Linked DNA regions of Homo sapiens: all the other regions are linked to region 1. Evidence: chromatin loops called from intact Hi-C (ENCODE). Cell type or tissue: Calu3. All regions are shown on one strand.

Evidence for each region. Peaks named below come from ENCODE experiments on the same cell type or tissue, not always from the same donor. Only the 100,000 strongest peaks of a DNase experiment are listed, where the experiment ranks them.
Region 2: it touches region 1 in a loop (6-fold over the local background); 2 of 110 quality-filtered maps call a loop at or near these places.
Region 3: a loop joins it to region 1, with 2.1 times the contacts of the local background. A loop is called at or near these places in 2 of 110 quality-filtered maps.
Region 4: it touches region 1 in a loop (2.8-fold over the local background); 2 of 110 quality-filtered maps call a loop at or near these places.

The regions. Positions count from the first base shown.
Region 1 is chr12:88,734,821-88,742,820 of GRCh38, reverse strand. No RefSeq gene overlaps it. Among named protein-coding and RNA genes, the nearest start is that of KITLG, 160 kb to the right of the region's middle. In Calu3, no CTCF peak of the experiment used is centred here; a DNase peak (open chromatin) is centred at 4,870.
Region 2 is chr12:88,989,776-88,997,775 of GRCh38, reverse strand. No RefSeq gene overlaps it. Among named protein-coding and RNA genes, the nearest start is that of LINC02458, 26 kb to the left of the region's middle. In Calu3, a CTCF peak has its summit at 3,999; no DNase peak of the experiment used is centred here.
Region 3 is chr12:88,929,307-88,937,306 of GRCh38, reverse strand. No RefSeq gene overlaps it. Among named protein-coding and RNA genes, the nearest start is that of LINC02458, 86 kb to the left of the region's middle. In Calu3, no CTCF peak of the experiment used is centred here; no DNase peak of the experiment used is centred here.
Region 4 is chr12:88,849,682-88,857,681 of GRCh38, reverse strand. No RefSeq gene overlaps it. Among named protein-coding and RNA genes, the nearest start is that of LINC02458, 170 kb to the left of the region's middle. In Calu3, no CTCF peak of the experiment used is centred here; a DNase peak (open chromatin) is centred at 3,201.

The sequences.
Region 1 (8,000 bases):
TGAAGATCAGGCATATCAGGAGTACAAAGTTCATTTAGCCCAAAACAAGGAAGAAAAAAATTAATTACACCCCCCCAACATACCCATACATCCACCCCACAGTGTTTCCCAAAATTCAGTCAGAATTCTTAGGAAATGTATTAATATGTGAGATCATTTTACATCTACTTAAAAAATATCATGTAACTACATATATATTTTAAAAATAGAAAACAAAAAAGAGAAAAAAATCTATAATCTCAACATTCTAATAAATCACACATGAAATTAGGAAAATATTTGTATTTAACGATAACGATTAAATAACAGTTCAATTATATGAATTTATCCATATCATTATTACATCCTCATTACAAACTTGAATATTCAAATGTACATGATAGGTAAAATTCTTTTGTGTTTTCATAATGATTTTAAATTGGTTCTCTTGTAGCAAATATGTGTCCACATCTCCATTTTATAATTTTCATAGTCCCTCATATTTTTCCATTAAAACACAGATCACAGTAAGTATATGTAATTTCATAATTTTATTTATTAATATATCTCCACAATAAGATCCTAAGAAATTACAGTATGAGCACTATTCTAGCTTTTGATTACTCTGGTACCCCTGGCACCCAGCTCAATTATTGTCACAGAGTAAGGCAGAAAATGAAGGAATGACAGTTATCCAATGAATGAATAAGAAGTCTCTTCACTTAATCAGCATCATTTGATCCACTTTGAATCTGCTATCTACTTTTGAATCAAACATCTCTTTTCACAGATTTTCCTTACATTCTTTCTTCGAAAATTTATTGTAGGATTATTTTATGTGTTTAACCCTATATTACAGAGTTATTTAATACATATGCTTTTTTTGTATATTTTTATTATACTTTACATATGCATTTTAGAGGATGTAAATGCATAATTTACATACTGTAAAATTTACACTTACAGGAAGTCTGGATTTCAGGGACCATGATAGACCTCCATGAGTGCATAATACTTGCCATTGTGGTATAATGGAAACACGAATATACCACAACATGCCATTGTAGTATATTGGAAACACATATTCTAGAATAAAATTAACCTGGGTTCAAATGCATGCTTGCTTATGTACTTGTGTGATCTTGGATAGGTTATCCTAATTTCTTTGAGTGTCAATATAAACATCGATAAATTCAAAATGTAAGCAACTTAACTGGCCAAGGTTGTAGTTGTAAATAATAAATAACATATATATATAGTACCCAATACATAGAAAGAATTTTCATAATACTAATTCCAATCCTTAACAAACTCAGATTAATACTAAATAGAGAACAAGTGACTTTGGTTTTCTACTTTGTACAGGATTTCATATTTTATACCTTATTTAGGAAATCATAACTGTGAATAAAATAATTCATAAAACTCATGTTGTCTATGAAATTGTCTCAGGATCATAGACTGCCTTTACCAAACAACAAATAATTTGCTCCTAGAAGAATTTCTTTTGCAGCATTACATCACTAATACAAACCATCTCCACAGAAAAAAAATTGCAAGGCACAAAGAAGCTACAGATACAGTTCAGGATAAACATAATTTAGCCAAGCAACAAAGTTCACACATTAATTTATGAGAGTGTCTACAGTTTGCCATTCAAAGCAGATGGCCGAGATCTTGGAATCACCTTATAAGCAATGTAACAACATGCCTGCCTGTTATTATGGCTATGTGCTGCCAGGGATTTGAATCAACTGGAAGAAAACATGATTTAGTCAATGACACGTTTGTGTCATACCCAATTGTTTTATCCATAATTAGTACAGACTTATACTTCACAGGTATTCAGCTGAAGTTAATTGAGGTCTTGGCATAAAAAAATAACACTGTAGGGTTTATAAAGCATTTAGACTCCATGTGTGTTTCTTATAATCATCGACCCACCAAATTTTATTTTTTAAATAACCTCTTGTTTTATTCAGGGATAATAGGAAAGAACATGTAAATAAATGAAATTCACACACAAAAATCCAAATATCTGAAACTATGAACATATTTTCCCACAAAACTAACAAAAATAATACTTATTGTTAGTCAATAAATGTGTACTACTTTACATGCATTATGTCATTTAATACTTACCACAACCCTATGAGCATGGTTCTATCATTAACCCCAACGTACAAATGAGGAAATCTGGGCTAGTAGAAGTTGAGAAACTTAACTGAGTTCATATAGTTGGTAAACTGGCAAATTCCAGTGAATGTACTATTCAACCTTTCCAAAGCCTATTCTTTTAACTATTCCCACCCAGGAACTGCTAACAAGAATTCAAATTAAATGATTAGGAAGTGTTAGGCCATCATAGATGTTGATCATTGATGATCAACAAAATAACTAAAGGACAAGTAATTGGAGGAAGATATATCAAAAAGCAGGATAGTGCATAGATTTTACAAGTGAGGGTGACCTTCAAGATCACTTTGTGCAGTGTCCTCATGATAGAGTCCAAGATAGAGAAGATAAAGAAGATCGAGCCCAGGTCACTTTTTATGGCCTAACATCTTCTCATAATACCATTGTATAAAAACCTTAATAATACGTCTTCCTAAACAGCTGGAAAAAGATTCCATCCTACTTCTGACCTCTACCTTGATTTTGTAAGAATTCAATAATTTAGATAATGTGCTATGTAGCTTTCTTCTTATTGTTCCGAAATAATTTCCATGTCAGTAAGACCTACGCTTTAGTGATCAGCTCTGTGGAAAAGGAAATGAAACATTCTACAAATGGGGTAATTTTCTTCTCTAATGAAGTAAGAAAATAAGCAGTTGGTGAACTAATGTTTAGCATATTTATAGTCATTTCCATACTACTAAAAAAGATACAATATCCCATCTGCTTCTGGCTGCAGAACGGGTTAAGAACACAATTTAACTCTACAATCAACGTTCGTTCCAAAACACCTGGTTGTATAAGAAGGGGGAATTTGGGGATTCAGAACTTTCTCCAGGAAATATCTTCAGTTTAACTTCATCTTTGTCTCCATTTTACTCTGCATACTGTCAGCAATTACATGTTCAATTGTCTTTCTTGGGCTTTTTTTGCTTTCTAAATATATGCTTTTTTTTTTCTATGAACATATTTGATCTCTTCAAACTATTTTGCCTCATGCATCAGCTCTGTCCTTTTTGCTGTATAGTATGTTCTCGCTCCTTCATCTGTTGCTGCAACACTTTGCATACCTGACATATAATTCTAATCTATTTCAAAACAACTTGATATGTAGGGAACTCAATCATGCATTCATTCAACAAATATTTATTCTATGACAGGTCTATGTTAGGAGCTGACCGTACAAGAAATCAATATCCAATTCTTCCTCAGTTAAAAGTACTTAAGAAACAGCTATGTGCAAGGTGTTATGGAAGAAATTGACGCAGTTTGGCTGCCACACATATCTTCTTCAGGGAAGCAATCCTGAGTTGAGACTTGAAAAATTAGTAAGAAATTTAGCCTAGTAAAGTACTGGGAGTGAAGAGCATTCTAGCCAGAAGGTGTAGCATGTAATAGCTTGATATATAAAGAAACAGTACCAAAGTGCCAATAATTAGACACACTTTAAATTTATTTCCATTTTTACTTTTTACCCTTTTTGCAATCAGTTTTCTCAGATTGAATACATTTTATAAAGCAAACAAAGGTTTGTCTTTCAAGTACTGTCAGCTAAAGTGAGCAATGGCAATAGATTTCAGATCATCAGCACTATCATAGATTTCCTCTAAAACCTTGGGCTAGTCCATTTTTTCCATCTGTAAATGAGAATATACTGTCTCAACCCACACAGAGTAGTTGTGATGGTTATGTAAGAAGAATCCATGTTGTACTCTAAGCATTATGTCTTGCACAAATTATTTTAACTGCGATTAATTAATTTCCAAGTCTAGATTAGGTATTCTGGAGGAAAATTAGAGAGATCTGGTTATAGAAAGAGACAAGAAGTCATTTAAAATTTGAATATATTTAAATATACAATTATTTATGTTTATATATGTATACACACATACATATATACATATACCCCTGAACACAACAGTTTAGGCTGGGATAAAAGAGCCAATAAATGAAGGAGGTTCACAAAGTTGAGGAGTTAAAACAGGTAAGGGAAGTGCTAAATGAAAGAATGCCACTCTTGGGTTTTTAACAATGACCTGAAATTACATTTGTTCTCAGAACTTGACATCCTAAATGGCTTTAAGAGTTTGGGAACTTGGTATCCCTTTTGTGCCCTCAATTTGTTATTTGGGCCTACATATATAGTTATTAAGTCTTGACTGAAAAGCACAAGTCCTTAACCAATCTGCAATAGGTTTCCTTTAAGATGTCCCCACTTCATTCAAATACAAGCAGTGTTTTACTTTAAAAAGGCACTTCCTCAATGGAAGATTGATTTTCTACAAGCAAGAGGAGCTATGGCATTTCCTTCTGTAAGCGTGAAGAGAAGTGTTAATTATTTACTAGAGTAAGAGGTAGCTGATTAGGCTAATATGTTTAATATTTACCAGAATCTAACTATTTTTTTTAATAAATGAGCACTCTGTGATAGGTCCAAGTAGAGGATACTTAATGTTTCTGTTTAATCTCATTTTTATCTTAACTACTTACGGGAACAAGTCTTGAGAAGGAAAAGCTACGGGAACAAGTCTTGAGAAGGAAAAGCTACGGGAACAAGTCTTGAGAAGGAAAAGCAAATAAATAAAAGTTTATCATATTAAAGTTGTTAGCCTTATGTAAGTTAATATCTGCAATGCTTGGCAGAGCACGGTGGTTCATGCCTGTAATCCCAACACATTGGGAGGCTGAGGTGGGAGGATCTCTTGAGCCCAGAAGTTCAAGACCAACCTGGGCAGTATGGCGAAACCTCATCTCTATAAAAAATACAAAAATCAGCTGGCTGTCGTGGTACACGCCTGTAGTCCCTGCTACTTAGGAGACTGAGGTGGGAGGATCGCTTGAGGCTGGGAGGTGGAGATTGCCACTGCATTACTGCCTGGATGACAGTGTGAGACCGTGATCTACTGTATTTCAGGGACCATGAACCCTACTAAACTTTGAGTCCCTCTAGGACAAGTCTGTGTCTTATTTTTCTATAGGATATGCTGAGTCTTATTCTACTGACCCTTCTGTGCTAATGCCATGCCCACCACTGAAGGATTTTTGGATGGATAAAATAAGTAGAAAAACAAATGAATCAACCATACATACATTCATAAAGAAGCATGAATTATTTACAAAGCACTATATAGCTAAGTATGAAAAAATAAGTGGGATACACATTGTGTCTTTAGTTCATAGAAAAATACAACTGGTTGCTGTGGACTCTGAAATAAAATTAAAATAAGAGTACTGTTTAAATTAAAATGGCTGCTTGGATAGAATGGTTCTTTAAGAGAAATTACACTAACACTGTTTCTATCAACACATTTTTAGCAATCTTACTATTTTTCTATCCTGACATTTGATTTAACAAACACTTATTGAAAAATAATATGTGTTATAAATAAGACTGTTTCTTGCAATTGGCAGGGATTGTGGCAATTTAATGGTAACTCTAGATATTTCATGCTTACCAGAATTTCTGATTCATGTATGTAAAATTAATTAAAAAATGAAAAAACACTTTATTATCTGGTAGTGTCCAGGCTTTTTCTAAATGTGGTGTCTACAAAAGGAGGAAGGAGTAATAGATGATTTAAAAAATTGAGAATCTAGGTTTTTCTACATAATTATTTTCTGATAATGAGCTCCTTTCTTTAAAACATTTTCTATTTTTGCCAGGTGCAGTGGCTCACGCCTGTAATCCCAGCACTTTGGGAGGCCGAGGTGGGCAGATTACGAGATCAGCAGATCGATTGGTATCTCCTGGCTAACACGGTGAAACCCCGTCTCTACTAAAAATATTTAAAAAATTAGCCGGGCGTGGCGGCGGGCGCCTGTAGTCCCAGCTACTCGGGAAGCTGAGGCAGAATGGTGTGAACCCGGGAGGCGGAGCTTGCAGTGAGCCGAGATAGCACGCCACTGCACTCCAGCCTGGGTGACAGAGTGAGACTCTGTCTCAAAAAAAAAAAAAAAAAAAAAAAAATTCTATTTTTTCTTCTTAAAATGACACACGCACATTAATTGCTCAATATTTACTGTAACATTTAAAACATGTAAGATATGATTATTTCCAGAAATGTACAAAAAGTGGAATGCATATGTATTATTTTAAAAATCAAACATTAGAAAAGTATATATTGTAGAAAGGAAAATTCCTCCATTAGACTTCAATACAGTGAAAAGTGCTCATCCTATGATAGCAGAGAGATCTGGGGGCCTGGAGAGGGTGTAGGTCATACTGTAGCTCTCAAAGTGGCTGTCCTATTCACCTGTCCTATTCACCTATCAGTTTAGTAATCCAAACAAAGATTTACTCCATCATTTCATCCAATCTATAAATGCAAAACTAAAATAGGATCTCCCAATCTATTAGATACAGTCATCTGATTGGATTATGGTAATTGATATGATTAGATGAACAATCAAATTAGATAAAGTAACCTATATGCTGACATCATGATTTTAAAACCTATGATTTTGTTAATTCCACCCTTCTGATTACTATTGGTGGCGCTTGAATACAGTAGTTGCCCTTATTTGTGGTTTTGCCTTCCAAGATTTCAGTTACCTGTGGTCAACTGCAGTCAGAAAATAGGTGAGTACAGTACCATATTTTGAGAGAGAGAGAGAGAAAGAGAGAGGGAGAGAAAGAGGGAGAGAAAGAGAGACCCCATTCACATAACTTTTAGTACAGTATATTGTTATGTTTGTTCTATTTTGTTATTAGTTATTGTTGTTAATATCTTACTGTGCTTAATTTATACACCAAACTTTATCATGGGTATTTATCAGTAGGAAAAATCTGTATATAGAGTTTGATACCAACCACGGTTTCAGGCATTCACTGGGGGTCTTGGCAACTATCCTCCAAGAATAAGGGATTACCATCGTGCACAGAATAATTGAGCTTCTTCAGGTGCTAGTCCATTTGGGGAGGCAGCCTCAAGAGAAACACAACATAGCTTGCAATAACCCTGCCTTTTTCTTTAAATGTAGGATTTGCCAGTTTTATCTCCAAGACTGATGACTTCAAACAAGAACACCCCAGAACATATTGGAACATTTTGACCTGATGACGACTCCTCTTATACAAGACCCGTTGCACCCTTCTTTGATAAGTGAGAGTGCTGGTTTATCCACTTTGCCTAATTAATTATCTTTATCTTGCTAGATGTCACACTGCAAAAATGTCCACTTACACTTTTTACCCAGTTAGAGCTCACCCTCTTTTTTCCCCCAAACTTCAATTCTCTGCTCCAATTATTCTCAAAATATTTCCATGTTTGTTTGTATCACCTAAAAGCATTTTTTTCATTGAATAAATATTTATTTATTTAGTACCACCACATGCATGGCATAGCTAGGGATGAGAGAGAAGAGGGAGAGAAGGAGGCTTAATTTAAAGAAAAAACAGGGGGCAGGGCGCGGTGGCTCACGTCTGTAATCCCAGCAATTTGGGAGGCCGAGGCGGGCAGATCACGAGGTCAGGAGATTGAGACCATCCTGGCTGATACAGTGAAACCCTGTCTCTACTAAAAATTACAAAAAAAAAAAAAAAAAAAAAAAAAAAAAATTAGCCAGGCATGGTGGTGGGCACCTGTAGTCCCAGCTGCTCGGGAGGCGAGGCAGGAGAATGGCGTGAACCCAGGAGGCAGAACTTACAGTGAGCCGCGATCGTGCCACTGCACTCCAGCCTGGGTGACAGAGCCAGACTCCGTCTCAAAAAAAAAAAGAAAAAGGAAAAAAAAGAAAAAACAAATATTGATCATGTTCTTGAGGTGATTACAAACTAGCATAGCCATGTGCATAAGTAACCATATCTAATGAGGTTTTTAAATAGTAATTGTTACCAAAAGAAAGAA
Region 2 (8,000 bases), 250 kb before region 1:
GGAGGGAAGACTGGTGCCACAGAGACACAGGATTCAGCTAGCGTGGTCCCTTTATCTTGCTTGCATCCTATCCTAACTGTATTAACTTATGCCATATCTTTCCCTTTTCTTCTTACTATGTTTTATATTAATTTAGTAAGCCATGTGATTTGAGCATCTTAACTTGACCAGTAAACCTCTCCATTCTATGACCTCTGGAATAGCTTGCCTCATGGTGTACTCGAAAGCCACCATTTTTAAATGCAATTTCCCACATGCTTAGACTGATTTTGTATTGGTTCAACACTACAAGAGAAGATGGGTTTACTAGAATTTTATATCTCATCCACCAGTAGATGAACAGATAATGTATGATTTATCCCTAGAATGAGTGCAATACAATTATTAAAGCGATTAAAATTTATTTAATGTAACAGGAACAAATGTAAAAAATGCAATATCAAATGTAAAAAACTTAATTACTGAAAGATACACACAATGCAGTCAATTTATATAAATGTTAAAAACCTACGAGTTACTAATTTTGGCTTAGAATCCAGTCTACCCTTCTCTCTTCCAACGAGAGAAGAGCCCATTGCCCAAGATTCAGCAATGTATATGGTTATACTGGCAGATATTATCCAGCCTCCCTTGAAGCTAGGTACAGCCATGAGTAAAATTCTGCCCCATATGGTGTGAATAGAATTATGTGTACAACTTCAATTTTATATCCATAAATGTGAAAGGGGGCTGCACATCCACCCTCCCTCTCTTTTCCCTTTCCAATGGCTAGAATGCAAGAATGCCAGCTTCAACTATGAAGACACCCGAGGTCATGATGCAGCAACAAGAGAGGGAATCTAGATCTTGGCTAATCTTGTGGGTAAAGACATCTGCCCTGAATTGCTAGCCTATCACTGGACTCTATGAGCCATGGAATTTTTGAACCATTATATTTTGGGGTTTCTTTTTTATAGAAGCTTAATATGCATCCTAATTAATATAACACAAAATGATACATTTATTTTCGATTCATATGCAATAAAGTAAAAATTTATGGGATGATGCACACCAGTTAGAGGATCATGGTTCACTCTGTGGAAGGAGAGAGTAAAAGGGATGGGGTAGTGCAAAGGTAGGTGATCTATAACTAGTAAGATGAATGCACAAAGTCATAAAAATCCAGACTCATTTTTTTTCCTTGCTCACTCACTCCATGTCACTTCCTTCCTCAAAGTCACAAGATGTTTGCTGGAATCCAGCCATCACATTCATATTCCAAGGAGAAAGCAATAAAATGGAGGAGAGAAAAAAAATTCATGCCAAATTAAGGTCACTTAAAGAGATTTTATGTAAATCCCACCCAAAAACATCTGCTTACATTTCTGTGTAGTCATGCCCTCTCTACTTTATGTTCCATGTTATAGTTAAAGCGACCCAGTGTTTTATGCATCAATAACTCCTCAAGCCTCAGAATTCAGTTCAGACCTTAAATTGGCAAATGAAGTCCCTCATGATCCAGCTATTATCCCTCCAGCTCCATCTTCTATACCTCCCTGCTTGCAGGCAATGCTCCAGACAGATCAAATGCTTTCAGTTCTTGAAAATTGCTACAATCTCTCTTGTTCCTTTGCCTTGGCAACTACATCTCCTTCTGTTTGGAACGTTCTTTCTTCACTTAACTAACTCCTTTTTTTCATTTAAGACAACCTGCCACATGCCTTTTGGACACTGAAAAGTATTTCTGACGCCTGGTCTGGAACAGATATGCTACAAATAAACTTTGACGGCCTTCTACATATATCTATAATATATAACATTTATCACATGCATTAAAATTGTTTATTTGTCTATTTCCTCTACTAGATATTTAACTCCTTAAATGCAGAAATTTTCTTTTATTTCTGGTGCTTGACATGCATGAGTTGTTTAATAAATAGGGTAAGTATATAATTTGCTGTCTAAACCAGGATGCTATTAATCATTCTGTTGGCACAACAGGTGTAAGGTGGGCAAACTGGGACATCTTATTTTCTTATCAATAAATGTTTGGATAATACATTATCGACATACACACACCATTGTATTGGAATTTAAGAAATCTGGCTCTGTTATTAGACTTTTACTTTCTTAGTGACTTCAGCACCATGCATGGCTCATGGCACACCATAAGTGCTTCACCAGTGTTGAATAAGACAGTAAGTACATACTACTACCACTTACCACCTGTACAACTTCATGTGGGACACAGAATTCACCCTTTATGTACTCAAGATAATTTGTAGAGATTGAGATTGATTATTCAAATAAGAAAAAGACCACTTTCCATTGAGAGTACAAGAAAATACTTTCATAGAAGAGGTAGTCTGAACCATTGAATTTTACTCACATATGATTGTTTTTCCTGAGGAGGTTCTTTGCCTCTTGTCTGCTTAAAACTTGTGAAATTCTGCAATCTTCGAAGTTCATCATAAATAATTCATCCCCCAAAACTTCTTCATGTGTTGGTCTTATCAGAGGATATGGTTACTGTGAGCAGTATTGAGACATTGTGTACACCAGAAAATGTGAAATTTGGAACATCTTTGAGTAGGAGGTCAGAAATACCAGAATTACTTCATTCCTGCACATTGCTTGGCTACAAATTCAGCTCAGTCAGTTCACTTTCAAGAGAATATTTCTTAGTTCTCCTTCCTTTAATGTCCTGGTGTTGTTGTTACACTAGCCATGTTTAGGAAGAGTTTTTTTTCCCTCTTGTGTAGGAGTCTTCTGCCCACAAGCCCATTTTGTGTTAAAATTAAGAAACACTGATGGAGTGATGAAAAGCAAATGCTTAGATGATTCTCAGAAATCTTTGCTTAAGCGCTGAATTTAAAACAATCACTTCCAGACACACTCATTATCTACTAGCTATTTCAAGTTTCTAAAGCACAATTAAATTTAGTTAAAATTATGCACTTGTTGGTGCATATTTATTTCTAGACACATATAATCAGGCAAGAGTGTTAACATTTAGTCATGGGCTAAGGAATGCAGGGCTTTGGCAACTGGGTTTTTGAGATGTTTAGGTATGTGGATAGAAGGATGGTGAGCTTACTCTTGGTACAGCATTCCAAGTTTCCATCTACTTGCTCAGCAATAACTCAGTAGGAGAAGTTTCAATGCACACTTATCAACCAAAATAAATTTGTAACACCTACTTCTTTTCAGGAGGCTTCAAAACCAGTCAGAAACTGGCCGGGCATGGTGGCTCACACCTGTAACCCCAGAATTTTGGGAGGCCGAGGTGGGCAGATCATCTGAGGTCAGGAGTTTGAGACCAGCCTGACCAACATGGTAAAACCCCGTCTCTACTAAAAATACAAAAAATTAGCTGGGCATGGTGGCGGATGCCTGTAATCCCAGCTACTCGGGAGGCTGAAGCCGAGGCAGGAGAATCCCTTGAACCCGGGAGGCAGAGGTTGCAGTGAGCTGAGATTGCACCACTGCACTCCAGCCTGGGCAAAAAAGCAAAACTTCATCTCAAAAAAACAAAAACAAAAACCCCCAAAAACCAAAACAGTCAGAAACTAAGACAAACCCCTACTTAAATTCTCTAGGAAGACTGAATCATAAGATTCCCAGTTTTCGAGCATAGTGTTTGCAGTTTGTGTTTGCGCAAAGAACCAAATTCTTCTGGACAACACCAAAGGAATCTGAGCTAATTATTTCCCACCGCATATTCACAACCAAAGACAATTAGACCTAAGAGGGGCTATATGTTAGAAAGAGACTTACATCTATCACTAAATAGGCAACCTTGAGTAATTAATTTACTTCTTCTTTTCATGGCCTTGTTCTCCACAGTAATAAATGTAAAGTAAGTTATCTACAATTTTAATTGCAAAAATATGATTCTATGGATTCAAGGCATGAAAATCAAGAGAAAAGTACGTCTTTTGACCACTAGTCGTCCTTCTTGTGTAGAAAATGAGGGTACTTCTTGTTACTCTTCTTAAGCAGAAAATGAGGATGTTTGAGGTGCTCTTAGTTTAGTTGGTCATATGTGAAAAATAGAAGACATTATGCCTTCAAAATGTTTGGTCTTTGTTTTCCTGTTATCATCATATTTATTCTGGGCGTTCTTTGTATAGAGAGCCAGAGCAGAGCTCTGTATTATAAAGGTGATATTTTTGGATAAGCTATTGATGGAGTTGCAATATATGAAGACATTAACTATTTTCCTTAGATGAGGGAGCTTTCATTTGGATCCACCTGAATGGCCATGGATCCTAGGTAGGCAGTTATCATATGGGAGTCTATAGTTTTCAAAGAGAAGAGTTTGAAAAATGCTGCATTTACTTGAGGATGCAAGTGTCCACCTTTCTGGGCATAAGGGCAGGAGGAAACTACAAAAAGAAAGGGCTAGACGTATACTTGTATGTTTAGCTGCCTGTAGGGGTAAGGGCTCACTCTTGCACTTATGGCGTTGCAAATGTTAACACCCCAAATTGACTTCTGGAACAAATGAATGACAGACACATTAAATAAGGGGCTTTATCCCAATGCGTGTTTTCAGATATAAAGGATTCCTCAACTCCTAGCAGCAAAAATGACTTGTGTTTTTCTGAAGCAGTTTGAAACCAAAAGCAATTCAAATTCACATAAAAGCACAACTTAAATGTACCACATGTACGCTTGGATTAAAAGAATGTTATTGGATGGGAATGTGTGTTCTCTAAAATTTATAGTTGAAACATTGAAAGTATGTGGAGATTCATTATTATCACTTTAATTCTCAGACCATTGAAGTTAAAATAGAGTCAAATTGGCAGGTAGCCTTTTTTGTGTCACATTACCTTATAGTAATGGTTACATTACTGTAGTTACAGTAATATGTGTAGTATATATAGCATTAGATAGATAGATAGAGAGATAGAGAGACGGAGTCTCACTCTGTCACCCAGGCTGCAGTGCAGTGGCATGATCTCGGCTCACTGCAACCTCCGCCTCCCGGGTTCAAGTGATTCTCCTGCCTCAGCCTCCTGAGTAGCTGGGACTACAGGCGTGTACCACCATGCCCAGCTAATTTTTGTATTTTTAGTAGAGACGGGGTTTCACCATATTGGTCAGGCTGGTCTCAAACTCCTGACCTTGTGATCCACCCGCCTCGGCCTTCCAAAGTGTTGGGATTACAGGCGTGAGCCACCACACAGGCCAATATATATTTTTATATATAGTACATATATGGTGTTATGTATATAGCATATAAAACTACATTTACACTATATGTAATTCTATAAATACTATCATATATAGTATATATAATAATATACTATAACATATAGTGTATATAATAATATACTATAATATATAGTGTATATAATAATATACTATAATATATAGTGTATATAATAATATACTATAATATATAGTGTATACAATAATATACTATAATATAGTGTATATAATAATATACTATAATATATAGTGTATATAATATACTATAATATATAGTGTATATAATATACTATAATATATAGTGTATATAATAATATACTATAATATATAGTGTATATAATATACTATAATATATAGTATATATAATAGTATACTATATTTGTTATATTAATAGTATAATCTGTATTATACACATAACTATTAATACATAGTACTATATATCTCTATAACATAAATCTGTACCACATATCTATATAATATAAATATTGCTAGTATATATACATTTGTTAGTGTATATTATATAATACATATGATATGTCATTATATATTACATATTATATTACTATAATATTGTAATAGTTATAGTAACAATAGTGTCAGGCATTTATTGGGTTTACTTTGCACTGGGCACCATGATTAGTGTTTTACTAAGTTGATCTATTTAATAGTCATGTGAGCCTATAAGGTATAATTATTATTTCCATTTTGCCCATGATGAACCCAAGGACGAGAGAGGAGCCCAAAAACACATAACTACTATGGAGTAGAGCTAGTATTTGAATTCATACCCAAACTCCAACCGTTGCACTCCACTGCTAAAGGCTTATCAATGACTATAAAGATGGAAGAAAAATTTTAAATGAATCGATATTATTTCTTGTTAGCTTTTCATTAACTAGATATTTGTCTTGTATTGACTATAGATTTTAGTTTGAAAATCATATTTGCTGAGACTCGATTCTTGTTACAAAATATCATTTGTGAAAATTGGGCTAAATTGTGAAATTCAAATACACTATTTTTCGGAGAATGTACTTAAGGCAACTTTTACTCATGCAAGGTAAAAATTACTCTTAGTAGTTCAGAAGCACTGGTGTCAGGAATGATGAGAAATCTGGTTTTATGGTCTAATCTTTTAGAGCTCTCAGTTGGGTGGTGGAAGGAGAGGACAGAGAATCTTGTTTGTTAGCCTTTTCTGTTTGGTTGATTATCTGTGAACTCCAATTATATGAGAAAATGTTTTAGTTCCTCTGGGAAGGAGAAGAACTTCCGATACCTGGACAAGTGTTTTTCTGTGTTCTGTTTTTTTCTTTTGATCCATGGCTGAGGTTGTGCAGTGAAAGCTATAAGCTATCTGTGTGTCTATGTGACTGTATTTGAGAAAAGTCTTTACCTCTTTTGACAGATTCTATTTTTCAAAAAATGACTACCACCATATCTTCCATCCAACATGTTATTACAACATGACTTTGACACTCTTCACATTAAGAGGCAAGATCTATGTTCCATACTCTTAAATTGGAGCAGATTTTGCACTCAGGTTTAAGTGGCACTGAGGAATTTCTGAAGGTAGGTCATAAAAGACAATACAGTTGTTCTTATGCTTGGAACCAAGCACTATGCTGTGGGGAAGCCCAAGCCGCTCATATAGACAGACCCGCATGGAGAAGAACCAAGGCCCCATCTCTCAGCCTTCATTGAGGTCACAGCCAACAGCCAGCAACCAACACTGACTTGTCAGCCACGTGAGTGAGAGCTCTTAGAAGTGGATCCTCCATACTCCAGCTAAGCCACCCCAAATGACAATGCATGGAGCCTTCCCTGCCAAATTCTGCCCAAACCATAGATTTGTAATACAAATAAATGATAGTTGATGTCTCTAGCTACTAAAACGCGAACCCATTTCATCATGTGAATGTGAAATATTTTTTATTGCTAGAGGACAGTAATACATTAAGCCATAGAGTTTCTCAGTATAGGAACTCTGTTCTGATTGGTTGATAGAGATTCACAAATACATACATACATATATATATATATATATATATATATATATATGACATAACTAAAGTCTCCATGTTTTATATACTTATATTTTACATTTTAATTAATAGTCTAAGTTCAAATAATTAAAGTGGGTATTTGGACCGAAGCTGCTTTAATAATTAAAAAAAATAGCTATGTGTCTTTTTCCTGACTTTATTAACACAGAGCATAATACCTACATTGTATTCTATATAATATTTGGGGTTTTTTTGTTTGTTTGTTTGAGTCAACCTTATCAATGATTTTATGTATGGCTTTTGAGGGTTTTTTTTTAAGTTCTGGGGTACATTTGCAGGTTTGTTACATAGGTAAACATGTGCCATGGTGCTTTGCTGCACCTATCAAACCATCACCTAGGCATTAAGCCCAGCATGCATTAGCTATTTTTCCTGATGCTGTCCCTCCCCCCACACCTTCCCCAACAGGACCCAGTGTGTATTGTTTCCTTCCCTGTGTCTAACATTGGGGTTTTAAAAATTTAGTTAATCTGAACTCTTTAATATTCTTAAACTATTTTACCAATCAGATAAGCCAACATTACTTCTACACAATGTTTAAAATTAAGTAAAATGTAAAATTATGTGTTCAACTAAATTGAATTATATTTGACAAATGTTTTTACATAAATAATTATTGGGTTCCGCAGTGCATCAGCTTAAATATAATTTCCAAAATATCTAATTAATTTTAAATTATTAAACTGAAATTAGATCAAATTAATTAATCTTGGAAAACTTATAGAATACTAAAACATT
Region 3 (8,000 bases), 190 kb before region 1:
GCTATACCCTTTTAGAGAGTAATATGGTAATGTGTATTAAAGTAAAAATAAACACAATTTTGACACAGCAGTCCTACTTCTGATAATCTAGCCTATAATAATGAATGCCCTGGTGCATAAAGCTATGCCACATGTATACTAGTATGTTTGTTACAGCTCTATATGAAGTGGCAAAGCACTGGAAACAACTCGAATGCCCATTGTTAGAGAAATGGTAGAATAAATTATGATATATTTATACTGTTGGATGTTATATAATGTTATGTGAGAAATACAAGATGCTGAGGGAGATAGGTAAATGACAGATAGGTAGAGAATTATAATCATGTAATTAGAAAACAAATGTGTGTATATATATATATATATATATATATATATATATATATATATATATATGTATGCATGTGATTCCATATGGAATTGGATTCCATATGGAACATAGAACATAATGGATCCCATAGGGAACATAGAACACATGGAAGAATATAGAGAAAGATATGGAATCAAATGCACCATTTTATTTAAGTGAAAATGGTGAAGAAGGTGGAGAAGGAGATTATTTAAACGATTTAAAAATATTTGTGCTTTCTTACTTGTTCTGAGTACATTCTCCTTTACAATTAACAAAAATTAAGAAAATTTGGCAAAATACTTCATTTTATTTCCCACACAGCGTTTCCTCATAAAGTCTCGTAAAACGTAAACTTGTCTATTTAGATAGAAATACCTCATCAGATTTACTATCTATACTAAACTTATTAGTAATTCTTCATATAGCTTCTTTCGTCCCCAAATTCCCAAACACCTTAGAAACATTGTCTGGGAGCTCTTTCAATGAGATAACGTGTTCAGAGATGGTAAATGGAGTGGGTACTGCCACTCCTTGTTGCCATCTCCTAGCAGACACACCCTGCCCTCCACCCATTCCCATGGATCCTGCTGTAGTCAGAGTGAGATTCAACAGTGGTCTTGAGGCTTTTTTCTATGAACCAACCAGAATTGAAGGGGAAACGACACCATTTACTCTTCCTGGGCGAGTAAAAACAGCATGTATTGGGGTATGAATCACACATTTATCCTTGTGTGACCTGGAGTACGTTAGTAAGCCTGTCAGAACTTTAGTTTCCTATAAATTTGGACATTATCTCCTTGAAAATTTTCTTATGAAGAGTAAGTGAAATCTTATTCTAACTGCAAGGCCCCTTTGTCATCTCTCTATATTTGCTTATATCCAGTTAAGGCTTTGGCTTAAAGTGCTTACTATGAAAGTAGCTTAAAGAGCTTAAAGTAGATTAAAGTAGCTTAAAGTAGCTCAAAGTAGCTTAAAGAGCTACTTTGCTCTTATTTATGCTTGGTCCTTCATTCATGCATTTGGATGTATGGCTGAGTGGAAGACATCGATTCCGTTTGATCTGGAAAACAATGATTCTCATTTTCTATCCATTATACCCATTGTCTCTTGGGCAATGTCACCAGGAACAGCTCTGCCAAAATTTATGATCCTCAATCCTGCTTATCTGTTGGCAATGTTTCATTGACAATCACCCATCTGGTTAAATACCACTCAGACTTCATTCTCATGTTACATTCACCTTGAGCTTTCTTAGCAGATTCTAAATTATTTTAACTTCTTTTTGCCTCCACTATGTACTGAAAGCCTTTGGCAAGTGCCTAAAATATGTATTTTGGGTTACATAAGAAATACTCTACTGGAGTTGATATGAACTCCAATGGAGGCAAATGAACAAATCCAGAATAGCGCCTAGAAGATTAGAAGATGTCAGGTTCTCATCTATCCATCTATCCATTCATTCATCCACCCCTTTCCAACTGAGTGCATAAATACTCAGTGGTAGACCCAGAAATAGATGTTGGAGATTTAACAGTCAATAAGACTGACAAATTCCCTTCCTTCTCTTGTGGAGTCTCTAGTGAGAGAAAACAGGCAAAAAATAATTGACACTAAACAAGTAAATAATGTGATTTTAGTTCTAAGTGCTATGGAAAAAAATAGAGAGCACATGAAAACAAGAAGACTATCTTCAAGCCAGAAAGTAAAAATGCTTAGATTTAGTGATCAAACTAGAGTTCTAGAAAACAGGAAGCTAGCAAGATGGGGAGAAGTAATCAGATCTCAGGTGATTGAAAATAACATAGTGACCAGCAGAATACACTGAAATCGGCCAGATGCAAAGGAATGATTACCCTCAATCTGTCTTTCAGCTTCTAGCTGGGAAGAAATTTCTTTCAGGTTCTGGACCAATAGGTGGGTAGGAGTGAGGAAAATGGCTACATCTAATTAAGGAAAGACTGCCGGAGAAGTAGGAAGGATTTTCTTTCCAGGATGTTCTGGATCTAGTACATATTTGGCAGGTTTTCATAATTTTCTTTATATTAGAAAGTGGATCAAAGGTCAGGTATGATTATTGCACAAACATAAAAAAAAATTCCCTCCTCTGGGGGTGTCACAAATGAAGCCCCTTACGAATTCTTCACACGGGTTACAGGCATTATCACAATGCTTAGGCATATGATAAAACTACAGCAACAAATTAGGTGCAATTAAACGTTTTCAACTCTCTCACACACCTGAAACCAAAGCTATGAAAAAAGAGGCATATCCCAGGTAATTAATTGCCAAGAAACATTTAATGATCTCTCCTCTGCTACATTTAACATGAGTCATGAGTGCTTTGTTCCAACTTAGTCATAAAGTTCCCTGGAGCCAAGGGCATGTTACTACGGCACACTAAAGGAAAAAAACCCTAAACACAGAGCTTAATTAATTTTCAACTTCTGCCACACAACTTCACACCTGAATTCCTTATCCTTTGGGCATACTTAATATAACCACAATGCACTGTAGTAACACCTACTTTATAGGCAGAACTTTCATCTACCCACAGTTTCCTCTTCTTTGTAAAACCATTTGGCTGACCATCACAAAATGGCAGTAACCAAGCTTCTCTCTTTGCAGCCTGACAGGTCAAGCACCCTACTAAATTCAAGAAAGAGACTGTTTTATACCATTATTTTGCTCTAATAACAGAGTGGGAACTCCTTTAATGTTAAGATTCTCTAGAGAAGGATGTTGTTTTAAAAGTATTGACCCACGAGAAGCAAAGGTACCTGGCAACTTTCAAAATGTGTGATATATTTGTGTCAGCTTTTTCTCCCAGGCCCGTTCTGTCTTTTGAGCATATTGAAAGAAAGCCTATCTTTTTTTTTTTAATCCAAATATGTAGCAGATGGGATGGTGGATAAATGTCAATTACTGTTGTCAAAATTTGCAAAGGCAGACCTCATTGGCTTTGGGCTTAGCACGCTACATGACAATGGAAATGGATACGACATTTGCATTTAATAAAGCGTTTGCTGAGGAAATTGAGTTGAGTCTGAAGGTTCTGCTGGTGACAGAAAGGAGATTAATGTCAAACTTCAAAGGTGGGGAAAAACTTTTAAAACTTTCAAATTTGAGCTTTTCTAAACCCACATTTAAAAACGTTGCCTTAAAACTGAAAAAAATATTATTTTGTGCTTTTTAAGATAAGTTGGGTTTTTCCATTTCAGTGCATTTGTGAATAACTCTGAGAACTATTTTCTTTTATCTATTTGACTTGAAAATATAGCAAATACATACAGATTGTATATATTCTATGCCTGCACAGCTAGTTAGACTATAAAAAATCATGTCATTTGCTGGTATTTTGTTTTCTACTCCATTGACCAATTTTTCATTTTGCCCACCTGCTGTTTTCATATCCTGTACACACTGCATAAGAGCCCTTCCCCTCTATTCTAACTCGAATCCTCAACAGAGACATAGATTTATCATTCAGTTTGGCCTCACATGATTGCCCACAGGACCATCCTGGTTTCTTCTGGCCTTGACTAGAGATTGGATTTTTGTATTTTGAAATAATCTAGCCATAAAAAACCATCTGAGTTCTTCAGAGAAGATACCCTTTCTCTCTCATCCTCCAGAATCCTATCTGGATATGTTCAGAGGGAATGATCACTACACTCAGAGTGGAATGTTTCAGAAGCTTGAATTTGCAATCAATGTTCATTTCCAAGGGCAAGCTAGGGTTTCTCCTATGTGTCTGTGTTTGTGAGGAAAGGTGAGTTCTGTCAGCATTTAAAATCTCGGTGAAGTGCTCATGAAAGGAGGCATGTAGAAGGGCTATTTTTAAGAAAGCCTTATCATTAAAGCTTAAAATTTCCCTGAATTCATGGCCTCTGCAAAGGAACCGAATCCATGGAGGCAAAGGACAAACTCCCTGGAGAATTTGAGAGTTCTCAATTGATGCAGTTTTAGAATTTGCAGTTTTGAATTGTAAAGGCCAGCAAGCAGTCATGCTGCGTTGCCTCTTGCTTGGGCTGGCTCTGAGATTATTGATTCCAAAATCCTGACTGGCATGAGAATTACCTGGGGATTTCTCTAAAAATATAGTTTTCTTCCCTCACTCTCAGAAATTTTGATTTGGTATGTCTGGACTAAGGCCCCAAAATTCAGAACACAAACAAAAAATAAAAAAAAACAAAACAAAATAGAAATCTCCAGGTGACTCTCATGCTTTGCACAGCCAGGTTGGTGAGGCCATCGCTCTTATCACACTAACCAACTTGTTTTGAAACTGAACCCTGACCTCAGCCTCATTAGTACCACACTGCTGGATACTGAAGCTAACTGGTTTCATTTGGAAATATATAACCTTGTCTCTGATCTTGCTAGAGGGCATCCATGTGAGAAAATAACCGTTCACATTATTTGTTAGCATAGCTTGATATGTGATTTTAATACTGCCCTTTAGTTTTAAACTATACTATTTCAAAAAAGTGTTTTAATCTTCAAAAGAATATCTCCATTTGAGTGGAGAAAAAAGGGAAACCTAGTTTAAAAAAATCAGTGTGATAACCATGTCCCTAAAGCCTTCTTCTCTCAGTGAGGATGATTTTACACATTTTAATGACCTGCTTAAAAAATCTGAATTTAAATCTTTTTTTCCAAGCAGGAATTACATACGTTTTAATGATCTACCATAACTCTTAAAAAAAGTTCTTATCTTGTTAATTTTGCTCCCGTGGAAACAAAGGCTATGTGCAATGTGTGTGTGTCTATAAAGTCATTGAACACTGATTGTTCATTTTTTCTTTAAAAGCAGGCAGACATCATCCTACGGCAAGGTCATCTTACTGTTTGCAATGATACATGGTTCTGTACACTAGGCTTGCTTTTGCACCTCCTATGACCATTATTGATAGAGAAAATAAAAAAATAAAGAAGTCAGTTTGTACCAAGTGAAGGCTTAAGAAAAAAAGATGTCAAGAAGAAAACTCAAAACTCTGTCCTTAAAGAAGGTGAAAGATTTTAATGGTCCCGTTGATTTATCTAAGTCTACCTGGAACACATTAACCAAAATGGTTTACTGAGTAATCTCTTTCAAGCAAGACCACAGTAGAAATATTTCAAAGAATTTAGGAGCTCAGGAAATCTCTGTGCTCAGTGAAGCAGAGAAACGCCCTAAGCTGCAGATGAAAGCAATGCACACTGATTAGTATCAATGCAAAAAGAGATAAGGACATGTTCTTAGGGCCCTGCTGCTGTGCTCTGGGTCATTGGTTCACAAACTAGTGTGCGTATGAATCCCCTAGCAAGGTTGTAGAGAATGCAGATTCCTGGGCAGTGACCACTGAGATCCTAATTCATAAAGATTGAAACAACAAAATAATTTTAATTTGCTAGCCCTGTGGTTTAGCTTACACCTTGAGGTATACTGCTCTGGATAATTTATTTAGTGAAAATAAAATCAAATTTCAAAAGTAAATATTTTCCCCATATATAAAAGGAATGATAGGGTGGAAACTATAATTTCGGTCATAACTATCATTCATTTGTAGAAAATATGGAAACTTCAGAAAAATAGAAAGAATACAACTCATCCAATGGTCCTCATTGAAGCATTATGTGACACTTTCTATGAAGATCTCTCCTCTTCTTTTTTTTTCAGATTCTAGTGGATTTCTCTCTGTGGCTTACTACCTTTGGCTGGAAGTTACTCTCTATTTAGTATGTCGACTAGTCCCTCCCTTAAGTAATATATCTCCAATTTTCCTTTAACTAGTTCCACTTAGATATCCTACTATCATCTCAAACTTAAGCTTATCTGAAACCATTTGTATTTTTTTTTTAACCATTAAAACTGGCTCTTTTTATCTTCTTGTTAAGAGGAACAATATTTGCTCCAACACATGCAAGAAGCTTCAATACTTTTGTTTTTTACATTATCATTCTCTAACCCATTGCTACCGTCTCCTAATTCATTTTCTTCAAGTGCTCTTTACAACCATTCTTTCTGTTCATTGCAGATATCAGATGGTATACATTCACATGGCTGCACTGACTTTGAAATGTTCAAGCACCTTCATCAGCCCCTGCCCTGAGCCCTTAAGTACCCACTACCCTGTTGTTTCTCCTGAGACCTCCGCAACAACCTCACATGATCCAGCAGCTTAAGGGGTTATATTTGGCCCTCCTGCAGACCCCTGCCCCCCAGAACTCATGCTTCAGCCCTCAGAGAGCCTCACTTTTGACTGGTCAGTCTCCATGCTGCCCTTCATACCTAAGTGACTATAGCCATGACTTAAATCCAGCTTTTCTGAACTTGAATTATGTTATGCAACATCACCACATCTGCCTTCCTAAAAACCTGCTTTCATCATCTCCTCCTCTGAAACCTTATTGAAGTCATAGATAAGTACTAGACAAGTATTGAATCAAATTTACTTAATAATTGAATTGAATTAGGTAAACTCGATTCAGTAAACTATCAAGAGTTTACTATGTGATAAGTACCAATCATTTGGGGTAAAGGGAAATTACAAAAATGAACTATATAGAAAATTTAGATGGTTTAATATGAACACCAGTAAAGATAGGAGAAGGTGTAACGTGTAAGAAAAGAGGCAAAGAATAGTATATGTTAATAACTTGGTTGGAAAATTTTGTTCTGAATGTCATCTAAGGTCATTGGGGAGATGATTGCATGCCTTACACTGCAGCTCAGAAATCTTTAACTATTTTTCCATGGCCTTCAGGCCTCCTTATGTCCCAGTAATACCCCTGACTTTCCCTTCTAGCTTCATAATTTAACCCATCTTTTTCCCACGGAAACGACCACAGTGTCAATGAGCAATCAAATTTCTTAGACAAAAGGAAAATTATTATTTCTTTAATCTTTAAAGCTTCGGTTGGAACCTATGCTGCTGTGGTGTTTTATAGCTTGTTTTGTATTGAAAAAGATTAAATAGTATATAATTTTTACTTAATTTTCTGTACAATATAAATAAATACTTCAAAAATTCTCTATTCTACCCACAAAAGAAAAATGCCATTGACATTTTTATATGTTTTTGATTCATTCTATGAATATTTTATTAAGTATGAGATTATTGAAACATATTATTTTATAGCTCATTAAAAATAAAATAAGGATTTCCTTCTTACCAAAAATAATTTTTTATATGTTGTTACTCATATTTCAAATCACTTAATTATGCCGCATTGTTGGAAATTTAGTTTTTAAAATTTTTAACATTATTTTGAACAATGCTGTAGTATTTATTATTTATTATAAATATTATTGTACATAAAGTTAGTTCTCATATTATTACCATGAAATGTATTCCAAGAAGAGAGCTTATGAGGTATTAAATGGTTTATATTTCTTCATAAATACAGCCAAATTACTTTCCAAAGGATATTTTCAATCAATTCTTATTCCCATGAATAAAAAAAGAGAATACCTATTCTATCACACTTTCTTCACAGCAGTACAATTTTAATGCTACTATTGTAAGCAAAAACTATATGAATTTTTTCTTCGATTATTATTGAACTTGAACATTATTTTTCCTGTTTGGTAACTGGTTTCTTCTTTAGAATTACTATCATATCAGTGTAAGTGTTAATGATTCTGTCATGAATCCAAGTTGAAAAC
Region 4 (8,000 bases), 110 kb before region 1:
TGTAGAAGTATTATTAAACATATGGCACTGGGAAAACTGGTTATTCATTTAAAATAATTAAATATTAGACCTCTAATTCCTATCTTGCATAAATATATTCCAGATGCATTAAAAAGTGAAATAATTTTTAATTGAAAGAGTATGTTGGAAGAAATATAGAAAAATAATGTTATGACCTCTAGAGGTTTCTAGCTAAGAAGCAAAATCCAGAAGGAAGATGTTGGCACTTATGCTGAAATATAAATACTTCTTTAATTAAAGCCATCATAAGTAAGTTACACAATAACCAGCAGTCTGGAAAAAAAACTTGCCAAACATACAACTAAAAATAATTAATATCCAGAATATGTAAACATATCAGCCAGAAAAACTAAAGAATTTATAGAAAGTTTGTCAAAAGACAGAAGAAAACAGTTGGCCAAAACAGATGTGTGAAAAAAGGATTCCTAGACTTACTCGTAATACAGATATGTACATAAGATTATCTATTCAAATATAATAAATTTAAAAATCAGTAAAAATCTGTATAGAGGATACAGGAAAACAATTCCTCTCATACTCTTTTTGTGAAACTTGATAAAGCATTTTTACAAGGCAAGTAGAAAGTATCTTTCAAAATAAAAATAACACATCATTTACTCAAGACTTTCACTCCTAGGAATCTATCCAAAAAATAATGCTTATAACATGTACACAAATACATTTCTTTAAAGATGTCATTTTTTGTTGAAGCATTTTTTGGGTAATATTTGAAATTTTGGAAAATAACTCTATAAAGATAGGGGTAGTTTCAGCTATAATTTATAGAAAAACCCAAAATAACAGTGGCTTATAAACATGATAGTTTATTTCTCCTTCATGTAGGTTCCTGGTGTGAAAACTCCATGATTCTCAGAGATCTGTCTTCCTTTTTGCTCTGCTACCCTCAATAAGTGGTCCAGTGCAACTGCTCCAGCTTCAGTCAGCTGATCCATATTTGAGTTAGCAGACAAGGGAAAAGAAGCCCTCTCCCTTTGAGAACATTTATTTGATTGTTCTTCACTTTACTTACATTCCGTTGGTCAACACTTATCCACAGACACAAGGCCACACCTAGATTCAAAGAAAATTATAGAATTTAGTTGTTATTCTTGAAGACCCTGTGCCCAAATAACATTTGAAGGTCTATTTCTGAGCAAGTGGGAAAAATCGATTTTGTGGGACAACTCATAGTCCCTCCCACAATCTAGCTATTTGCCTACCCCAATATTCTGCCATACCCTTCTTCTGACACACAGAACCCAGTCATGCCTTTTGCAAAATAGACAGTTCCAAAGTCCCACACAGAGATCACTGCAGTGTCTCTAGATTATGTGTACTCTTGTGGTCTGGCAGTTGCTAAAATTAAAAGCAAACAATCTGCCCCCAAACATATCCAACCTATCACGGTGCAGCTGGAACAGGATAAACAGAATAAAAGCTCTCATTTGGAAAAGAGGAAAATAAGAATCATGAAGTGTCACTGGGGCCTTAGCGATGATAAAGTCCTCTCTGATGGTAAGCTTTTGGGTTCCTGCTGTGGCTTCTGTTACTGCTATCTCTTGCTGTAATGACTGATATACAGTCCTACTAATAACTGCTTCAGTGTTAGGGTTAAAACAACTGGCCTTCTCAACTCTTCAAGGAATCACACTACTGTAATCTCAGTCAACCAAGATTGTAGAACTAGGCAGAGAGCTTCTCACTGGCTGGTGTTAGACTATCTACATGAACATTATTGTAGAATTTTGTTTAAAAGTGAAAAAGGCAATCAACACACCTCAATCTTACGTATTGTCTCTACTATTTCCCCTAATGCTACGGTCATTGTTGACACTTACTCTTTCATCCAGGGCACCACAGGGAACAACTGTATTAGTTTTTTATCATCAAATAACAAAGTTCATCATTGTTTCAGAATGCAACATGTGAGTCCTCTTCATCTTCCACTTGATTGCTAAGCCAATGAAAATATATGGCTTCTGTTGCATGCAGCTCTCAATTTCTGTTTCAAAATTCCTTTGCACTGTGTTTGATTATAGATGACAGAAACTACTCTTAGCTAGTTTAAGCAGAAAAGAATTTAGTTCAGGAAATTAGCTACCTCATTGGAAGGGCTTTAGAAACAACCTTTATGCTGAGTCTGTAGAAATGAGACTATTCTGAAGCTAGGCATGAAATGAGAGGTATCTGAAGCAAGGTATCAGGCTCAGTAATTTCTGTTTCATAAAAGACAAATACTGCTGCAACCAAGCTCATTAGCAGAAACAGCAGAAGTACCAGATTGCATGCCCAATATACGATTATATCTGCTCATCTAAAGCTAAGCCTGTTTGGAACCTGAACTGTAGAGAAGTCTGAGAAAAGTAGTCTGCAACTTTTCAGCCTCTGTCATTTAGTAAGCATGTTCTAAGTTACTTGAAATGGACTGCAGTAAATCAATGCATAGTATTTGCCACAGGACCTAAAAGTCCATCTTTGGTAAATAAACTAAATAAATACTGGAACATTCATGTTAAGAAATATTAAGATGTTGTTAAAAAGAGTACGTACAGTGGAAACAGACAAACTTATAGTCAATATGTTAAGGCTAAAAATATTGTCAGAAAAAGCTGAGATAGCTGTTAACTGTGAGGCAGTATTTTGTACAAGGAGAAGCTATTAAGAAATTGCCGGCCGGGCGCGGCGGCTCACGCCTGTAATGCCAGCACTTTGGGAGGCCGAGGCGGGTGAATCACAAGGTCAGGAGATCGAGACCATCCTGGCTAATGCGGTGAAACCCTGTCTCTGCTAAAAATACAAAAAAATTAGCCGGGCGTGGTGGCGGGCACCTGTAGTCCCAGCTGCCCGGGAGGCTGAGGCAAGAGAATGGCGTGAACCCGGGAGGCGGAGCTTGCAGTGAGCCGAGACTGCGCCACTGCACTCCAGCCTGGGCGACAGAGGGAGACTCGGTCCTCACCCCCCCACCAAAAAAAACAAAACAAACAAATTGCCATTGAGACCCCTTGAGTAGTTGCTGAGTACAAGGTTGTACATGCATAGGGTAAAACTCAATGAAGCCAGGCAAAGAACTGTAAGATGAACAACTTTCAGATCTTTCACAAGGTAGGGAAACATTTGAGCTCTGACTAACCAGTGTAAAGATTCTTCAGTCATCAATGAAGCATTCAGTAGAAAACCCGGAAAAGGTCATATCTGGGTGAAGAGAACAAGGTATGCTTGGAATGAAGACAACTCTAGACATGCCATAAAAGTGCTTAAAACAGGAATTAAATGGATCAAACTAATCTTCAAGTAAGTTAGTTGCCTACTAGAATAAAGCACAACATTCTTTGAAGCAAGACATCAAATTGCAGATGTATGTAACCTCAGTGTAACCTCATGTTGTCTAGCACACAATAAAAAATTGCTACATATGCAAAGCAGAACATTATATAACATAGCCAGAAGAGGCCTCAATTGATAGAAACAGATCAAGAAATGTGAGAGAGGGTAGACTAGCAGACAAGGAAGTTTAAAAAGCTATAATAAATATGCTCAGGGATTTAAAAAGAAACCAGGAAATAATGAGGAGAGAAATGAAAAGTACAGAAAAGAACCAAATGAAATGTCTAAAGATGAAAGACATGGTAAATGAAATAAAAAATTCACAGGATGGGATAAAGAACAAATCAGACTGTGCAGACATAACAATAAAATGAATCCAAACTGAAGCACAGGAAGAAAAAAAAATACTGAAAACTAATGGACAGAGCTTTGTGGGACATGCGGGACAATATCAAGCAGTCTTACGTACCTGTGTGGAGAGTTCTGGAGGAAGAAGCATTAGGTGAATTTAGCAAACCATAGGATATGTGGTTAAAATATAAAATTCATTGCATTTCTCTATACTGGTAATAATTCAATGTTTAAATTTGATTTATATTAATTATATAGCATCAAAAGTGTGAAACACTTCACAATATATTTAGTAGAAGATGTGCAAATCCTGCACATTAAAAATTATAAAATTTGCTGAAAGAAATTTAAGAAGCTAAATAAAGGGAGAGATATGCCATTTGTGTGATTTGGAAGATTTAATGTTAAGGTGTCAATTCTTTTCCAATTGGTCTACAGATTCAACTCCTTTTATATGAAACGATAGAAAAGATCAATTGTATTTAAAATGAAGAAAGCAGATCAGAGGTTACCAGGAGCTGGTAGGATGATTAACTTCTAAAGGTCTCAGGATCTTGTTGTAGTTACATTGGTCTGTGTATTTGTCAAAACTTACAGAGCTTAACACTTAAAATAGGAGTATTTTCTCATATATAAATTACATTTCAATAAAGGTGATTTAAAAATAAGCCAATTACATTTCAATATTCTAGTAAAAACTATAACCATGTTAAAAAAATAAACAATTTATAATATCAAATAAAACAAAAAGGTATCTAAAATAAATCTAACAAAAGTGGGCCGTGTGTGTTTGTGTGCATGTACATATGTGTTTTTTTTTGTATTTTAATTATATATTTTATTTAAACCTGTGTCTCTAAAGCATTACATCAACATATAATCAATATTTGAAAAGAATTAATGGGATGTACTACATGCTTTTTTGTCCAAACTGTCTTCAGAATTCAGTGTATATATATATATATTTTTTAAGTTTTTTTTTCTTTTATTATTATACTTTAAGTTTTAGGGTACATGTGCACATTGTGCAGGTTAGTTACATATGTATACATGCGCCATGCTGGTGCACTGCACCCACTAACTTGTCATCTAGCATTAGGTATATCTCCCTATGCTATCCCTCCCCCCTCCCCACACCCCACAACAGTCCCCAGAGTGTGATGTTCCCCTTCCTGTGTCCATGTGATCTCATTGTTCAATTCCCACCTATGAGTGAGAATATGCGGTGTTTGGTTTTTTGTTCTTGCGATAGTTTACTGAGAATGATGATTTCCAATTTCATCCATGTCCCTACAAAGGACATGAACTCATCATTTTTTATGGCTGCATAGTATTCCACAGTGTATATGTGCCACATTTTCTTAATCCAGTCTATCATTGTTGGACATTTGGGTTGGTTCCAAGTCTTTGCTATTGTGAATAATGCCGCAACAAACATACGTGTGCATGTGTCTTTATAGCAGCATGATTTATAGTCCTTTGGGTATATACCCAGTAATGGGATGGCTGGGTCAAATGGTATTTCCAGTTCTAGATCCCTGAGGAATCGCCACACTGACTTCCACAATGGTTGAACTAGTTTACAGTCCCACCAACAGTGTAAAAGTGTTCCTATTTCTCTACATCCTCTCCAGCACCTGTTGTTTCCTGACTTTTTAATGATTGCCATTCTAACTGGTGTGAGATGGTATCTCATTGTGGTTTTGATTTGCATTTCTCTGATGGCCAGTGATGATGAGCATTTTTTCATGTGTTTTTTGGCTGCATAAATGTCTTCTTTTGAGAAGTGTCTGTTCATGTCCTTCGCCCACTTTTTGATGGGGTTGTTTGTTTTTTTCTTGTAAATTTGTTTGAGTTCATTATAGATTCTGGATATTAGCCCTTTGTCAGATGAGTAGGTTGCGAAAATTTTCTCCCATTTTATAGGTTGCCTGTTCACTCTGATAGTAGTGTCTTTTGCTGTGCAGAAGCTCTTCAGTTTAATTAGATCCCATTTGTCAATTTTGGCTGTGGTTGCCATTGCTTTTGGTGTTTTAGACATGAAGTCCTTGCCCATGCCTAGGTCCTGAATGGTAATGCCTAGGTTTTCTTCTAGGGTTTTTATGGTTTTAGGTCTAACGTTTAAGTCTCTAATCCATCTTGAATTAATTTTTGTATAAGGTGTAAGGAAGGGATCCAGTTTCAGCTTTCTACATATGGCTAGCCAGTTTTCCCAGCACCATTTATTAAATAGGGAATCCTTTCCCCATTGCTTGTTTTTGTCCGGTTTGTCAAAGATCAGATGGTTGTAGATATGCAGCATTATTTCTGAGGGCTCTGTTTTGTTCCATTGATCTATATCTCTGTTTTGGTACCAGTACCATGCTGTTTTGGTTACTGTAGCCTTGTAGTATAGTTTGAAGTCAGGTAGTGTGATGCCTCCAGCTTTGTTCTTTTGGCTTAGGATTGACTTGGCAATGCGGGCTCTGTTTTGGTTCCATATGAACTTTAAAGTAGTTTTTTCCAATTCTGTGAAGAAAGTCATTGGTAGCTTGATGGGGATGGCATTGAATCTGTAAATTACCTTGGGCAGTATGGCCATTTTCATGATATTGATTCTTCCTATCCATAAGCATGGAATATTTCCATTTGCTTTTATCCTCTTTTATTTCCTTGAGCAGTGGTTTGTAGCTCTCCTTGAAGAGGTCCTTCACATCCCTTGTAAGTTGGATTCCTAGGTATTTTATTCTCTTTGAAGCAATTGTGAATGGGAGTTCACTCATGATTTGGCTGTCTGTCTGTTGTTGGTGTATAAGAATGCTTGTGATTTTTGTACATTGATTTTGTATCCTGAGACTTTGCTGAAGTTGCTTATCAGCTTAAGGAGATTTTGGGCTGAGACAATGGGGTTTTCTAAATATACAATCATGTCCTCTGCAAACAGGGACAATTTGACTTCCTCTTTTCCTAGTTGAATACCCTTTATTTCCTTCTCCTGCCTAATTGCCCTGGCCACAACTTTCAACACTATGTTGAATAGGAGTGGTGAGAGAGGGCATCCCTGTCTTGTGCCAGTTTTCAAAGGGAATACTTCAGTTTTTGCCCATTCAGTATGATATTGGCTGTGGGTTTGTCATAGATAGCTCTTATTATTTTGAGATATGTCCCATCAATACCTAATTTATTGAGAGTTTTTAGCATGCAGTGTTGTTGAATTTTGTCAAAGGCATTTTCTGCATCTATTGAGATAATCATGTGGTTTTTGTCTTTGGTTCTGTTGATATGCTGGATTACATTTATTGATTTGTGTATATTGAACCAACCTTGCATCCCAGGGATGAAGCCCACCTGATCATAATGGATAAGCTTTTTGATGTGCTGCTGGATTTGTTTTGCCAGTATTTTATTGAGGATTTTTGCATCAATGTTCATCAAGGATATTGGTCTAAAATTCTCTTTTTTGGTTGTGTCTCTGCCTGGCTTTGGTATCAGAATGATGCTGGCCCTCATAAAAGTTAGGGAGGATTCCCTCTTTTTTTATTGATTGGAATAGTTTCAGAAGGAATGGTACCAGTTCCTCCTTGTACCTCTGGTAGAATTCGGCTGTGAATCCATCTGGTCCTGGACTCTTTTTGGTTGGTAAGCTATTGATTATTGCCACAATTTCAGACCCTGTTATCGGTCTATTCAGAGATTCAACTTCTTCCTGGTTTAGTCTTGGGAGAGTGTATGTGTTGAGGAATTTATCCATTTCTTCTAGATTTTCTAGTTTATTTGCATAGAGGTGTTTGTAGTATTCTCTGATGGTAGTTTGTATATCTGTGCGATCGGTGGTGATATCCCCTTTATCATTTTTTATTGCGTCTATTTGATTCTTCTCTCTTTTTTTCTTAATTAGTCTTGCTAGTGGTCTATTTTGTTGATCCTTTCAAAAAACCAGCTCCTGGATTCATTAATTTTTTGAAGGGTTTTTTTGTGTCTCTATTTCCTTCAGTTCTGCTCTGATTTTAGTTATTTCTTGCCTTCTGCTAGCTTTTGAATGTGTTTGCTCTTGCTTTTCTAGTTCTTTTAATTGTGATGTTAGGGTGCCAATTTTGGATCTTTCCTGCTTTCTCTTGTGGGCATTTAGTGCTATAAATTTCCCTCTACACACTGCTTTGAATGTGTCCCAGAGATTCTGGTATGTTGTGTCTTTGTTCTTGTTGGTTTCAAAGAACATCTTTATTTCTGCCTTCATTTCGTTATGTACCCAGTAGTCACTCAGGAGCAGGGTGTTCAGTTTCCATGTAGTTGAGCGGTTTTGAGTGAGATTCTTAATCGTTAGT